Linked DNA regions of Mus musculus: region 2 is linked to region 1. Evidence: chromatin loops called from intact Hi-C (ENCODE). Cell type or tissue: left cerebral cortex. All regions are shown on one strand.

Region 1 (8,000 bases):
TTCCTACAGGAAATCATTAGTGTCATTACACGATTAGGGCATTAAGATGAGAACAGACACTTCGAGCAACTACATCCAACATGGTTTGGGTACCACTGGAAACTGTGCTTTTATTTTTTAGTTAATAAATTGTGTATTAAGCAAAGAATTATATATGACTAAAGGTATTTAAAATTAAAATGGCATATGGTGGAATTAACTGGCAATAACATTTGATCCTTCAAGTAATATGGGCCCGTTATTATTTCACATATGTCTAAGGATATGAATGACTCTAGGAATTTATCACTGTTATGAATGCCAATATAAATTTCTATAACAAAATATACCAAAGGAACCATTGTTGTTACAGTGTTTCCTTTAACAAGAAAATAAAAGCCAATATTCTTATATTCACACTCTTTAGAACTCTAGAACATATTAAAATCCAAGACTCAGTTTTAAAAAAAAATCATACACTTGTACATTTAAGCCTTAGACTTTCCTATTTTAAAGCCAAATTATAGCTCCAAACCAGTGCCCAAGCCTGGAGATGGCAGAATGATGGTGCCCCTGGGAAGAGACACTGTAAAGGCGAGGTGCCGACTCTTACCCTGTTGTAGAAAGGGTGCTGGGGTCCCGACAGGCCGCTGTAGTAGCTGCTGTGGGGCTGTGGGGACACAACGCCGCCTGGGAACGGCCCATTGAAAGATGCTGAGGAGGAGCAGACAGATGCAGGCTGACTGTACCCAGAAGGAGGCCGAGGAGGGGCTTCGTGCAGAGGGAGCGGGGGATACGCAAGGCCTCCTATGTTGATCTGTTCTCTTGCAGCTCGAACATCTGAAAATTCCATCACAACCCAAAAAGCAAAAAAGAACAGGACACTAATGATGAGTCCTGTTGCCAGCTACTAAGTAAGGACATACTTTCATCACTGCTAGTGACTCCAGCTGAGTTTGACAGGAAATCTTCGCTAGTCCACAGGCTTTAAGTGGAAAAAAAAAAAAAGCCCAATTGATGTACATAAAAGAGGTTTTTTTTTCTTAACCATTTGAATAGTTACCACACTTGGATTCTTTCTTCAGTTACCAAACACTATAATTTTTGACTCTTTAAAGATCTATTTGTGTTATGCTAACAAAAGACTCAAATTTGTCTAATACATACAATGTGAGCTAAACTGTGAGCCTACAAACTGAGACAAGTCGACCTCTCAACACAGAGCAGACAGCCACAAAAGCCTCCAGCCTTAGAGTAAACACTGAGAAAAAGAACTGGGGGGCTGGGATTTTTTGTTGTTACATAATAACTTCATGTTTATGGCACAATATGCTCCCTTAATAGATGTATATATTGCATAATGCTCAAACTGGGGAAATGGACATATCCATCACTTCAAACACTCTTCATTTTTCTGCGATGAGACCATTTGAAATGGCCTCTTCTGGGTCTTTTGAAACAGTCATTAAGTCATAGTTAGTGGTAATCACCTGACTGTGTAAGGAGAGTCAGGAATTATCCCCCCACCCAATGTACCTCTGTGCCCACTCCCTGACTCATCCCATTGCCCCTTGTCTGCCTGCTCTATCCTCCCTCAGCATCCACACATGGGCAAGCGCAGAGTGTACCTGGGAAGCTCTTACACTTTACAGGACTAATTGAAGGCGACCCCTCCATAAGTCCCAGAAAGCTCAGTTATGGTCTGATGAGCAGTATCACATGAAACCCTTGTGTTCCAACACAGCTGCGCATGCTCCAGTGCACACCGGCCTCTCTCCAGTGCACACCGGCCTCTCAATAGCCTCTCTAAAACCCATCTGAGCTCTAAAACCAGGATGCAAAAAAAGTTTAAGGCCAGGTTAGGCAATTTACTGAGACCTTACCTCAAAATGAAAGTGAAAAGAGGTGAGGCCACAGTCAGTGACAGAGTGTTTGCCTAGCATGCCCAAGGCCTGGGCTTAGTCCCTAGCATGGCCTTAAAATAAATTAACCCTTGTTATATTCAAGCCCTGGTTAAAAACTTAAGATGAAAGTAAAGTTTTATTTTTGTTTTCTGCTCAACTTGGATGTCCCTATTAGAACAGAAGATGAAAGAGTGACAATTACAACATGTGGCATCTGAGCGTCAAGACTATATGTGAAAGAACAGAAGTTCAGGGTTCCAAAGGGAGAACTGAGTTGGTGAGCAAGCACAAGGACACAGTAGAGTAAATAGCTGACACTCTGAGAGGTCAACAGCCCAGTCCTACTCTAACTAATTTCTCTGTGGATGCTCCATTCAAATTTCTTAATTTTTCATAAAGCAAGATAAAAATTAGATAGCTAAGTAAGATAACAACAGAAAGAAAAAAACAAAAAGAAAGAAAGAAAGAAAGAAAGAAAGAAAGAAAGAAAGAAAGAAAGAAAGAAAGAAAGAAAGAAGGAAAGAAGGAAAGAAGGAAAGAGGTGAGAGGGGGAGAGAAGAGAAGGAACAGAACATGAAAAAAAATTGAGGACTTTTAAGAAAAAAAAAGCTGTACTACAATACCCACCTGCAATGATCTCCCGTAGTTTGGGATCCAGGTTTACCGTGCATGGCAAAAAGGTCTTTACATCTCGAGCCACAAGAACTGGAGTCCTTGAAGACAAAAACACTTCAAAATTTCTTATATCTCCATCAATTTCAAGAAGTGGCTCAACATCTTTAGTTGTTGGGATATTCTTTGATATTCTTCAAAAAGAAAGAAATGAAAAATCCATTAATGCTGCTATCAAATTCTTCATTCTTAAACCTTGTTGCTTCTGTCCACAAGGAGCACATTACACACTGGCTCTCATTTCAAAAATATCCTTCAAAGAACCTAAAAGAGGGAAATAATAATACAGTCCCAAGACGACTAAGGTGACAGTGAGGAAGTCAGAACTGCACTGATGGGTGTGGACTAGAGAGACAATGAGAAAGAGGAAGACACACCAGGTACACCACAGCCAACTGCTCCTGCTCGCTGACTGAACTGGGCTATGAGCGCACCCATATCACACAATGAGGGAGAGGCTGGTGCTGAGACCTGGGATTTTTCTTTTTTCTTTTTTAAAAATATTTTTATTAGGTATTTTCCTCATTTACATTTCCAATGCTATCCCAAAAGTCCCCCATACCCCCCCCCACTCCCCTACCCACCCACTCCCACTTTTTGGCCCTGGCGTTCCCCTGTACTGGGGCATATAAAGTTTGCATGTCCAATGGGCCTCTCTTTCCAGTGATGGCCGACTAGGCCATCTTTTGATACATATGCAGCTAGAGTCAAGAGCTCCGGGGTACTGGTTAGTTCATAATGTTGTTCCACCTATGGGGTTGCAGATCCCTTTAGCTCCTTGGGTATTTTCTCTAGCTCCTCCATTGGGGGCCCAACCTGGGATTTTTCAATGTGACACCGTGGCTCTTCCCCCCCCCTCCCCCAGGGAAAAAGCTTTTTAAATAAATCACACAAACTAAAAAAGTGTCAGCACAGGTTTTTTTTCCTTTATAAAAGGCTATTTTCTATTGTAAAACTAATATATGCTTATTGTATAATAGATATGATAAAACACAGAAGGTAGCCTGGAAAGGATAAGATTTAGTCAATCAAATATAGTAATATATTTGTACTCTTTTATTGTATGTATGTGTATGTATGTATGTATGTGTGTGTGTGTATATATATAAACTCATATTTATATGAGTTCAAACCATAAATAATTTTGAATCAATCAGAAATTCTCAAATGTAAAAATAAGTGAATTTTAGTCATTAAAAACACTTACTAGACAATGTTACAATGATCAATATGAAATTGTCTTGAAAGTAAACAAATGGCCAGAATGTTCCAGTTCTTCTGGGTTCTCCCTACTAACCACCAGGGAGTAAGTAAGCTGATCTGAGATGTGTGAGCGAATGCTCCAGAGATAAAGCAATGAAAACCACAACGGAGATGCTCAAACAGGTGGACAGGAGAATTGGGAGAAGGGCCAGTGTCCACTAAGTGATGGGTACAGAGTGGATGGAGGCTGATATCACAGAATACAACTGAACAGGAAAAGGGAGTAGACTGTGTTGAACTTGACAGGGGCAAACCTCATAATCAGCTATATTAAGTAAGGAATCTGGCCAGTGTGAAGGAAGCAGATCACAGTTCCCAGGGAACTTGGGGAGGTGAGGAGGAGAGTAACAGGACCACGATGAACCTGGAGGAAACCTGCCTAGTGGTGGCATGGCCACCTCTCTGACTGGGAGGACAGCTCTGCAGACCTAGGCAAACGCCAGCCATGAGACCGCACAGCCTCCGCACACGTTTCCTATGGTAACAGCATCTCTAGAAGCTCTCCTCACAGCACTGGCCAGTTACTCAAGAGCCTGTGCTCCTGGGTGGCACTAGGGCTCCATTTTAGGGGAAAGAACATTTGCCTGCTCTTCCCAAGTGAGATGGAACCCTAAGATTAGCAACAGCTGCATCTTTTCTTTGGGATCAGCACTTTATTGCTGAGACCCAGTACTTGGCTGGTAGCCAGATATTAAAAGTCATCTGAGGGAAGATCCAGAGAACAAAATTAGCAAACAAGGAAAGAATGGGTGCTCGTGAGAAAACAGGGCGAGCAGTTCTGTGTGAGTCTCACAGACTCCTGCTACAGACTCAAACATGCACACAGCACAAAGCTCTTTAAGATACCATTGCTTTCAATAAAGTAAAACAGCATCCTCACTGATTATTAAGTACATTTAATGAGTAATGAAAACCTGGAAAACGATCACATGGTATCATTTGCAAACGTAGAAAAAACACTAGAAATGAAACAGTTAAAAAGGCAGTTCATTTCTCAGAAGTGTAACACACAAAAAGAAGAGGCTAGGAAGATTTAGATAAAAACACACAGCTGACAAGTCACATGAAACAAATTAACCGAATCCTAATGCCAGCGTTGCTTTCAGCCTGAATGCGAACAGTGTTCTCAGCGTGGCGAACAATGCGGCTGTTCACAAGCCAAACGTCTACTGCTGCTCTCCAGATTGGAGTCTCTATTCTAACCTTTTGAGCTCAATGCATTAAGCCCTTCTGTTAAAAGAGACGTTTATGTAAATGATAATCTTTTGGCAGTGGGCCATCAAAATCATATGGGCTTTTATTTTTCAGATATTTTTTCCAAAGGTTAGCATTTAAAGAATTTAAATAACTTCACTTTTCAATTAAGAGCAAATTTAAATTTTCAGCACTAGGAATCATGTGAACTAAAGTTGCCAGCAGTTAAATGGCCCACAGAAAGCATTTTTACAGTACAGGCATCACTGAGCTCCCAGGAAGCTTGAGTGTAGTTTCTTTTGATGCCACTGATCGAACAGCACTTGTTAATGCCAACATCCATGTAAGTTAAAGCATTTTGATGATAAATGACAGTGCTTTATTATAGAAGACACAAATAAATTACTTGGCAGAATTTACATAAGTCATTCCTGTCAATTCTATTCAAAGTAAGGCTCAAAATTAAATGGAAAATTTTATATCTTAAAGGTCCATAATGTATAACTTATGAAACGGACATTATATTTTTTCTGAAGTTGGTCATCTAATAATGTGATTATCCAATAAAGAATTAAAATTAAGATTTACCCCCCCACCCCACTCCACCTCCCAATTTTCACTCACTGATGATCAAGCCCAGGGTTTCACGAATGCTAGGCAATCCAAACATCTTTATAAGCTCTCATCTGCCTTGGAACTGTATTACACTTGAGACAAACTTAACTTCCAGACGACCCTCACAATAATACAGACAGAAAGGCCCACTCAGTGCTGGGGATGTACCTTCATGAAAGGGTGCTTGCTTAGCACCCACAAAGCCCTAGGTTCAATCACTAGCAATGAAGGAAAAAACAACAAAAGCCACCCACTGTAATGCCAGAGTCAGAAACAAAAGATACCACACAACTCATTTTAAAAGTAATTTTAAATGACATAAATTATAGGTGTATATGCCTGAATGTTGATATATGTGCACATGAGTGCAAAAAATCATGGGACAGAAGTTTGTCAACTGCCATATGTGTGCTAGGAACTATACTTGAGTCCTCTGGCGTTCAGTACGTACTCTTAACTGTTGCACCATCTCTCTAGCCCCATAAAACTCATTTTTTTTTTTTACTACTAATATCTTTGGAAAGACAGACAAAACCCTAGACACTCTCTCCTCCTGTCTTCACCCACTTACTTCTCAGTCATCCTTTGCATTCAGCACAATTCTCTTGCTTAGGGAAGCCTACCTGAAGGACGCTCGTATTCCTCTATGACAGACCTAAGGTCCTTACTCTCCTGCACGCCAGATGTACACCTACTAGTGCAAGTATCTTCTTAAACATCTTACTCCCTCTCCAGACTGTCCCTTCCATTAAAGTTGGTTTTGACTCCAACTTTGTCAAAACTTTAGTACATCTCCAGTGCCTAGAATTCTGTCATAGCACAGTTGCTTAATAAATATCTGCCAAGTGAAGAGACAGACAGATAGACAGACACACACAGACACACACACACATACACATACACACATTCTTTCTAAAATTTTACCCTTTCTGACAAAATTTTGTGCTTGAAAAAGAATAGGTGGGGGACTGGAGAGATGGCTCAGTGATTAAAAGCACTAGCTGCTTTTCCAGAGGTTCTGAGTTCAATTCCCAGCAACTACATGGTGGCTCACAACCATTTGTAATGCGATCCAATGTCCTCTTCTGGTGTGTCTGAAGACAGACACAGTGTAATTAATACATCAATAAATAAATCTTAAATAAAATATTGGTGGGGCACGTTGACTTCTTCTTGTCTGTGTTGTGAGGTAGGGATGAATATGGGAATCTATTGTCCAAGAGCTGTGTGTTGAACAGGCAGACTTTCTCTATTGAACAGACTTGACACTCTTGCCCCAAGTGACATGCCTTAGTAGCCATAGTTGTCTGGCTTTGTTCTATTTGACTGCCTTGTGTGTGTTCTTGATAACTCTGCCACACTGTAGGTTGTGTGAGCTTTGAAGTGTGAGCCTTTGAATTCCGTTTTTCTTCAAAAACGTTGCCCTTTCTTCACATGAAGGTTATTGGGATTTTTCAAAGGTTTTTCCACTGGCTCTGAAGGGAATTTCAGGTAGCTACAATATCCTAGTTATTAAATTTCCTCGTCCATGAACACTGAGTGTCCTCCCACTTATTTCATCTTCCTTCATCTCTTTTAGCAATGCTGTGGCTTTTAATGGACATTCTTTAACTGCCTTGGTTAAATAAAATACCCTTTCAGATTATCTACAGCATGAGATCAGAAACACAAATGATTTTTGTGTTGATCTGTATCCTCAACACTGTTGGATTTATTGTTAGTAGCTCTCCTGTAGACTTTTTGGGATACTCTCTATACAGTATCTTAGTATCTGTAATTAGAGATAGTTTTACAACTACTATATAATTTGGTTCCTTCTATTTTTCTTGTCTTGTCACTCTGGCTGGAACACCAGTTGGTGAAAGAGAGATAATTTACTGCTCCAAACAAATATTATGTTTTTAAATCAATTTATGTATTTATTATTTGCATGTATGGGTGTTTTGCCTACATGTATGTATATGCATTATATGCATACTTGGTGCAGAGTGTCAGAAGAGGAATCAGATCTCCTGGACTTGGAATTCTGGATGGCTGGGAACTGAACCAGGGTCCTCTGCCTGAACAGCTAGTACTCTTAACCACAAGCCACTTCTCTAGCTTCTCAGACACTGCCCCTTACCATAAACACTGAAGTCAGTATAAGCCAGCAAGCATATAACTGTAGTGTTTACTTAATGTGAAGCACACCTGACTGCTCCCCAAGTGACATATGAGTGCCTAATTATCTTGTCACCTGGCAAAGGCCACTGCTACTTCTTTAATCTTTTGAGTGTGTGATCCAGGTGAAGGTCCACCTCTAAGAGAAGCCTGGCTCTTCTATATCCTTCTGCCTCTGCCTCTCTCTCTGCCTCTGCCTCTGCCTCTGCCTTT
Region 2 (8,000 bases), 1.3 Mb before region 1:
ATTTTCTGGAAAGATGCCTAGAAACAAGTACTCCAGAGACAGCTCTCTCTAGTGCACACATGCCACTATGTGTCACCATGGATGTCCCACAAGCTGGATATTTCCATTGTCCCCCAAACCTAGACTGGCTGGAAGAGACTCTCATCCCAGTGGGCTCTGAATTCCTTTTCTCTTACAAACTTCATCCAGAACACACCCAAAGCAAAATGGAGGGAAATGTGCAATGTGTTTTTTTCTGGAGTCCCAAATAACTGTTCCCTCTTTGGCTCTAGCATTTCTTTCTTTTCTTCACTACCCATGCCAGCATCCTTCACTGTTGTCCAAATCCCAAAACACTATGGAGCCCTTCTCATAGTCTCCTTTTACACGGAGAAACACCTGGCTTTCTCCAAGAGGCCTAGTAGAGACGTTCTCGGTCATATTCCACTTTCCATAACATGCATCCATCACACTGCCCCATGCCTGAGCAGCATCTGCTGATCCCTCCTTCTTCTCCTGACGCAGTAGGACAGTGTTGGCAACTGGATGGACTTCCACGTGTCTGTTTTCTTTCCGGAACCCGGTTCCTTGTAAGCAGAAGGCACCTGAGCTGACCCTGAGGGTTTCCATAGCATCTCAATGAATGAGGAACAAATGGTTTCAGACAAAGTAGATGGAGCGGGTGGGATCAACTGGGAAACTAATCTGTTTTGATGACATCACTAATTCATCACTAGTTCCCTTTGACTTCCCCTACCAGGGGTCACAGGTGGAGAGACTGGTATCTTTTCAGACCTCAGCTTCACTCTTAAGTCCGAGTGAACACCCAAGACCCAAGCAAACACAGCATATGGTGCTTTGACCACTCTTCTCCTCAAGCCGGTTCACGTCTATATTATTTTACCCGGTTTTATGCCTCTAAGTTGCTTTTGGGCTGCCAGTGTCAGCATGGAACCCTGATGGGAGCTTAGCTTCCCACCAGGCTTCAGTTGAATGTGTATGAATAGCCCATAGTAGCTGCTTCTATTGTTCCTGGAAGCCTTGTATTATTTAGAGAGCAATCAATCACTTTTCTGAGGCAGCCTGGGGAGCCAAGCCCACGGTGTGGTTGATGATGGCTTTTTCTTCCAAGATGAACAAAATAAAAAGCCTAGCCAAGGCTTTCCCGAAGACAGGCTTATCTCCCGCATTGATTGGCAACATTTCTACTCCAAGGTGGAATTCCATTACCAAACAGCCAGCTTACAGACACAGCTGAAGGTTGGCACCCCTGCTGCCAGGATCTGCGGACTCTTGGCACATTTGCTCTATGCAGCTCATGCTTCAGGCCCAGTGCTGAGGCTTATAGCTTTGTCTTGCATTTCCATTGCTAAAAGTAACATTGCTCCCAGATTACCCATGAATGTGCATTGCTAGAATTTCAGTAGTTGGTAGGAAGGAGTACTTAACACATAGTGGAGAATGTACTTCGTAGTGTTGATCTTTTATCTAAAAGAGGGTACTTAACAAATATCACTGGTATTTTAAATGCTTATGTATTTTATGCATATGAGTATTTCCCTCCATGTATGCCCATATACAATGTCTTGGAGTCAAGAAGGCATTGGATCCCCTGGAACTTAAAAATGTTTGTGAGCTACCATGTATGTGGGTGCTGGAACTGAAACCAAGTCTTCTACAAGAGCAACAAGTATTCTTAACCACTGAGAAATGCCTCCAGTCCCATCAAATATTGCCCATATTTAAATAGTACAAATCTGATAGCTATTGTTTCCCATCTGACTCTGAAGTAGGTAATAAAAAGAGGTACAAGAAATATGCCAGATAGCTACTATTTAATAAGACATAACTCCAAAATTCAGTAGCTTCAGTTGAAAATCATTTAATCATACAGGCTAGTGCAGTGATTCTCAACCTGTCGGTCACACCCATCAGAAAACACATATTTCCCATGGTCTTAGGAATCACCAACCATAAATTTATTTTTCTTGCTATTTTATAAGTGTAATTTTGCTACTAAACATGTCTCACTTCCTAAGACCATCTTAGGAATATGTGTTTTCCAATAGTTGAGATCCACAGGTTGAGATCCACTGGTCTAGTGGTACCGGTAAGAGGGTGGGGGCACAGTGAAACCTCTTAACTGGACTATTCCATGGATGAGATATAGGGTTCATTTGGGGAAACTCAAAGCTGCCATGGCTACCTCCCCAAGAATACAGAGAATAGCAAAAGGCAGCAAAAGCCTTGTCAGTTTTAAGGAGGCAAGTTTTAGGGCAGTGAGGAAGGGCATAGTAGCACTCAATGAAAACATGAATCCAGAATGGAAGACTGAGCTGTGTCAGGCTGGTAGGCACACTGTCATCAAGAGGGTTGTCATGGTTTGCATATTCTTGGCCCAGGGAGTGACACTATTAGAAAGTGTGGCCTTGTTGGAGTAGGTGTGAGTTTGGGCTTTAAGACCCTCATCCTAACTGTCCAATAGCCACCCTGCTAGCAGCCTTCAGATGAAGATGTAGAGCTCTCAGCTCCTCCTGCACCATGCCTGCCTGGATAGTGCTATGTTCCTCCCCTTGATGATAATGGACTAAACCTCCAAACACAAGCCCCTAAGCCAGCCCCAATTTAATGTTGTCCTTATAAGACTTGCGTTGGTCATGGTGTCTGTTCATAGCAGTAAAACCCTAACTAAGACAAGAGTGGAATATGAGAGGGGGACTCATCAGATGGAAGAGGAAGGACCAGGTGACCGTGCCCCAGAGTCTCTGCTCCATGAGAACGAGCAACCCTATTCCAGGTACACAGCCCTGTCTTCTCCCCATCATTTCTCATCCTGCTGTAGACTGGTGGCTGTTAGAGATCTGCCAGTTGCCCATGTACACTGGGGATCATCGGTGAGGCCCACACATCATCTTCCTAGCACTACACTCTGAAGCATTACTGAGCTGAGTATTGGGCAAAGAGAGAAAAGCTAAGAGGTTAGGCTTTGCCTAAACTGCTGAGGCATGGTCAGTCTTTCTGGGCTGGAGGCCCTTGTGTGGGCATTGATGCTGGATGAGAGCACAAAAATAGGATTGACAGATGCTGTGAGACAGACTTTTCTTGGGTCCTTGGGGAGATGTAACACACACAGACATACACACACACAATCACAAACAATCAAGCATGCACACACCTACTCATCCGAGAAAGGAAGCCCAGGATAGACCAATGTAACAGTTGCACCAATCAATTGGTGAACCAATGAGTGTTTTTTGGTTGGTTGGTTGGTTGGTTGGTTTGGTTATTTTTCCTGCGGTCTTCCAACTGGAGCATGGGTAAAGGAGTTCCTTGCAATGAGCAGGGATAACTCAAAGACAGCTGCATTGCCAGAAAGCCCAGCCTTCCCAACAGGATCCAACCATGCATCTGCAGTTTGTCTGGTCAGAGTTTTCGCTCCCTAAGAACTGTTTGCTTCCTTTTATTCTTTTGGTAGGGGCCCTGAAGAACCTTGAGGCTTCTTTCCTTCCTATAGACGTGAAACTTTACTTACCTCCTATTGACAACTGGCAGCTCCTGGACCTCCCCCCTCCTTCCAGGGCCTAGCATTCTGGTTTGGAGAGAATGGTTCCAGTTCAGAGGAGGTGTCATGTGCAACAGCAGCAGTCCAGACAGCAGAGAGATAGTTGAGCCTAGGCAGCTAGTTTGGAGCAAAGAGGACACACTTAAAAGCTGCTTGCAGGATGGATGTGGAAGACCATTCGAAGGGGACATGTGGCAGCCTCAAGGGCTCTGTTTGGGCTCCTGCTGTGGATGTTCAGGGTCTTGGGGGGGTTTGAATGCAGAGAAGGAGCAGAATGGAGAGGGGGGCACTGTGAGTTTAGTTAGGAACACGGAGAAGCCCAGTGGAAATCCCAGGTGCAGCCCGACCTAGAAGAAAGCCCAACAAGATAATGGGCACAAGGTTTGACTTTTGGGACCACTTTTGCATAGAAGGGCAGTAGGGCATCAGGAGGAGGTGTGCATGAGAGAGAGCAGGAGGTGTGCATGAAGGGCTATATCCAACAAGAATAGACTCAAGGCAGGAGAACAACACTGATGGAGAAGCAGCAGAGGGGACCATATTTCCCAGAATTCCCAGGTGGTAGAGGGAAATGCCATGAGTGGAAAATAAAATACCTCGAAGGAGCTCTGGATTTCCTCTAAGGTTGCAGAGGAAAGCTCTGTGGGATCTTGCTGAGAGCATTCATTATCTCTTACAGTAAGGAAGTAGTTGACGATCTTGTCAAATTCCATCTTCATGGAAGTAAATGGAGGATACAGACTGGTATAGGAGGAATGGTGGAGAGGGGGAGGCAAAGGACACATAACGAAGTCAAATGGTTGCAGGAAGTAGATTGATGCCAGAGAGAAATCTGCTTTTTTGAAAAAGGAAGGAAGGAAGGAAGGAAGGAAGGAAGGAAGGAAGGAAGGAAGGAAGGAAGGAAGGAAGGAAGGAAGGGAGAAAAATAAAATAGGCCTAAATACATCATAAATGTGTGTGCTAAATAATCAGGGGCAGGAGTTTGGAGGAGGTCCTGCAGTGAGTGAGGGGGTTTATGAGGAGAGAAATCTATAGATAGATAGATAGATAGATAGATAGATAGATAGATAGATAGATAGATAGATAGATAGATAGATAGGTAGGTAGGTAGGTAGGTAGGTAGGTAGGTAGGTAGGTAGGTAGGTAGGTAGGTAGAATAGCCAGCATGCAATGATCCAGCATGGCCAGCAGGTGGCATGGAAGCATCGTGTTTCAATATTTCTAGGATCTGTTTTGTTAGTAGTTTTGTTTGTTTGCTTCCTCTCTCTCTCTCTCTCTCTCTCTCTCTCTCTCTCTCTCTCTCTCTCTCTCTCTCTCTCTCTCTCTCTCTCTCTCTCTCTCTCTCTCTCTCTCTCTCTCTCACAATGGTTTGAGACATGGATTTTGTGTCTGTCCTTGTGCATTTCTTCTCACACCCGTCCTTTCCAACTTCTTGGGAAATATCTTCTCTATCATGATCCAAGGCAAGGCCCTGTCTCCAAGTGGGGTTTGAGTGGGGAGCTGGGGATGGATAGGATGGTCAGGTCGGCCTTCCTTTTCTCAGCTCACTAATTGGAGATCCCTCGAAGCTCTTCCTACTAAGGTCATCCTAGACGTGGCTCCACCACGCAGGAAGGTGGTGTCCCCTGGAAACAAATATCCTGAGTGGGGCCGGTGTCGGGGCTTCAAATCCTTTGTCCTTCACAAGCCTCGGCATGAGAAACGAAAGTTCAAGGACAGCCTGGGCAGTGAAGTAAGACCATGTCTCAAAGCATCAAGAAAAAGGACAGACGAGAGAGCCCACTGTCTGAGTGCTTGCCTAGTGTGGGTGAATAGGACAAAGAATTTCGCACACCCTGGGGAGGAGAATATACTCAGCTAGAGTCATCTTTCTAAATAAAACAAGTTTATTTGTTCATCATTCTAATTAAAGCAGGTACGTTTACCTGAACAACCTTCTTGAAGAGTATCTCTGTGAGGGCGTTAGCCACCAGTGACATAGGTTTTCCCCCATGCCATATGGCGATGGTACCACTACCATGGCCCAGGTAGACGCTGTTCATTCCCCATTCATTTTTCTGGTGAGGGTTCTCCACCCTTCACCCTTCAGAAGCAGCCCCAGTTGTGACAAAACTGTATCCTGTCTACATCCAGAACGTCACTGAGTTTCTCACACTTCCAAGTTCCGCGTTCCTGCCTTTTCACCCTGCTAATCATTTTCTCAATAGCGCATCTATTCTTCGCAGGCCTTGAGCACTTGTGAGGCAGGTGGGGTTGATATATCTGTAAGGCACCTTGGCATGAGTGCCAGGCCCTTTGTTAACCTCAGCGAGGTACAGTAGACCCGAATCCACGTGGCTGGAAACCATGGACCCTGCAGTGGGTCCGGCAAAGCATGTGAGTTCGCTAGGTCGGATAACTCCAGTCCAGTGTAAGGAAGGTTAGAATTAAAAGCCGCCGGAAGAAAAGGACGGGCTCTTGTGAGCCACACTTCACCAGGGACTTTAACAGGAGCTATGGCAGCACTTGCCCCTCCCATCCAATCGATTTGAGAATTGCATAAGTAGCTTTTCTATAAGTGGATTGTCTTCTCCATCCCAGAATTATCTCCCCCTGCTCTGCAAGCCCTCGTCGACTGAGCTCCTGGATAATGTCTGGTAATATTCATTACGAAATTTGATTCCTTTTAAGACGCGGCTTTCTCTGCGTTTCCTCTTTGATGATTTGGAACTGATGTCACTGACGTCTTGCAGCACTGTCAAACGGGCCGGGAGTCTCCAACTTCTTCCCTGATTCCTACTCCTGTTTAGAAACCTTTTGCTCTACTCAGGTGATGTGTGATGCTCCCCCACATACATCTTAGAAACCGGGATTGCTGGTGAGATGACTTACTGGACAAGAATAGGGTTCATTTGTAGCAGCTCTGTTTTGAGCACTGTCACACTGCTGGTGTCAGTGGAGATGAGACTTGAGCCCTTATCTTCCCCATCTTGGGATTCATTTATGATCTTCAGCCCAGCCTGGTCACCTTTGCTCTCTCTCTCCCTGTAGGTCTACGGTCACTGTTATTAGATCACTTCACAGCTTTTTGCTATAATCACCACCGGAAATGTAAAACCAGGTCTTGGTTCCATTCTCCAATCCCATTACTACCCGGCGAAGCAAACAAATGTGGCTTTCTTCAGCTCATCCATTTATTTTTCTTAATTTTATCTATTTAATTTCTTGAGTTGAACAATGTGATGACCATTTATTCTTGGTTGTCAACTTGACAACATCTGGAATTAACTAAAATCCCAAAATGGCTAGACACACCTGAGAGGGATGGGTTTTTTTTTTTGTTTGTTTGTTTTTGTTTTTTGTTTTTTGTTTTTTTAATAAGAAAAGCTAGGGAGATCCACTTCTGATCATGGTCTTTGGGGTGGGAAGACATGTCATTAATCCAGGTCTTATGAGCTGGGGAAAAAACACCTCTAACCTGGGCCACACCTTCTGCTGGTAGCCTAGATAAGAGACGTGGAAGAAGGAAGCTTGCTCTCTTTGCCTTCTCTCTATCTCACTAGGAAGTCCATACCTTCACTGGCCTTAGAGCCTACTTCTTTGGAATTCTGGTGTACACTGAAGACCAGCATGAACCTTTGTCAGCATCCTCATGAACTAAACAACTACTGGAATCTTGGATCTTCCATGCAGAGACAGCCATTCTTGGACTGGCTAGACCATAGCCTGCAAGCCACTCTAATAAATCTCCTTTCTCTGTATAGAGTGAGACCAATTCTATGATTCTGTTGCTCTAGAACCCTGACCAACACTAAGCATTAGATAGGGTGTGGGAGCTGCAGTGTAAACTATAACCACAAGTTCATGTATTTGAACACTTTCTCTCTAGCTGGTGGCACCATTACAGATGTCATGGAACTTTTAGGATGGGCTTTGAGAACTTATGGCTCTCCCCACTTCCAGTTTGCTCCCAAGGTTCTTTAGTGTTGCCTTCAAACTGTGATTAGTAGGTTTCCTGCTCCAGGCACCTAGAACTGTAAGTCGACGGAAACCTTTTTACCCTAAAGTTGCTTCAGATCATGGCATTTTATCATAGTAACAGAAAAGCACAAAGACACCAGGTGTTTCCCTTTACACTTCCTCTCTAAAGCAATGGGGGGGGGTGTCCCCCTACCCCTACCCAGTTCTTACACTTACATTCTGTAGATTGTGGCATTTTATATTCTTGTGGTTTTGTCTAAATACTGTGTAGTCTCAGAGTAGGGATTTTGATATTCTCTCGTCTCTGAACAAAGGATTGTTTAGATGGAAGATTATTAAGTTTCCTTGTAAGAGGTTTAAAAGATTGCTCTTGTGTTGTAATTTGGTCTCATAGTTTTGTCTGCCACAACTATATTCTGAATACTTAATAAAGGTTATTTTCCCCTGTGATTTAACCAAAAATCAGATTTCAGTATTGTGCTCTGGTGTGGTTTCTCTT

The links. A loop is a pair of places that touch in the nucleus more often than their neighbours do. Peaks named below come from ENCODE experiments on the same cell type or tissue, not always from the same donor. Only the 100,000 strongest peaks of a DNase experiment are listed, where the experiment ranks them.
Region 2: a loop joins it to region 1, with 4 times the contacts of the local background. A loop is called at or near these places in 8 of 42 quality-filtered maps.

What each region holds. Positions count from the first base shown.
Region 1 is chr12:25,031,143-25,039,142 of GRCm38, reverse strand. It overlaps Kidins220 (kinase D-interacting substrate 220), which reads right to left. Exons shown (of 32, transcript NM_001081378.1): 23 at 2,511-2,689; 24 at 593-819. Among named protein-coding and RNA genes, the nearest start is that of Gm36236, 60 kb to the right of the region's middle. In left cerebral cortex, no CTCF peak of the experiment used is centred here; DNase peaks (open chromatin) are centred at 4,467 and 4,954; H3K4me3 peaks cover 407 bases; H3K27ac peaks cover 1,055 bases.
Region 2 is chr12:26,292,934-26,300,933 of GRCm38, reverse strand. No RefSeq gene overlaps it. Among named protein-coding and RNA genes, the nearest start is that of Gm29968, 44 kb to the right of the region's middle. In left cerebral cortex, a CTCF peak has its summit at 4,738 (motif pointing right); a DNase peak (open chromatin) is centred at 4,744.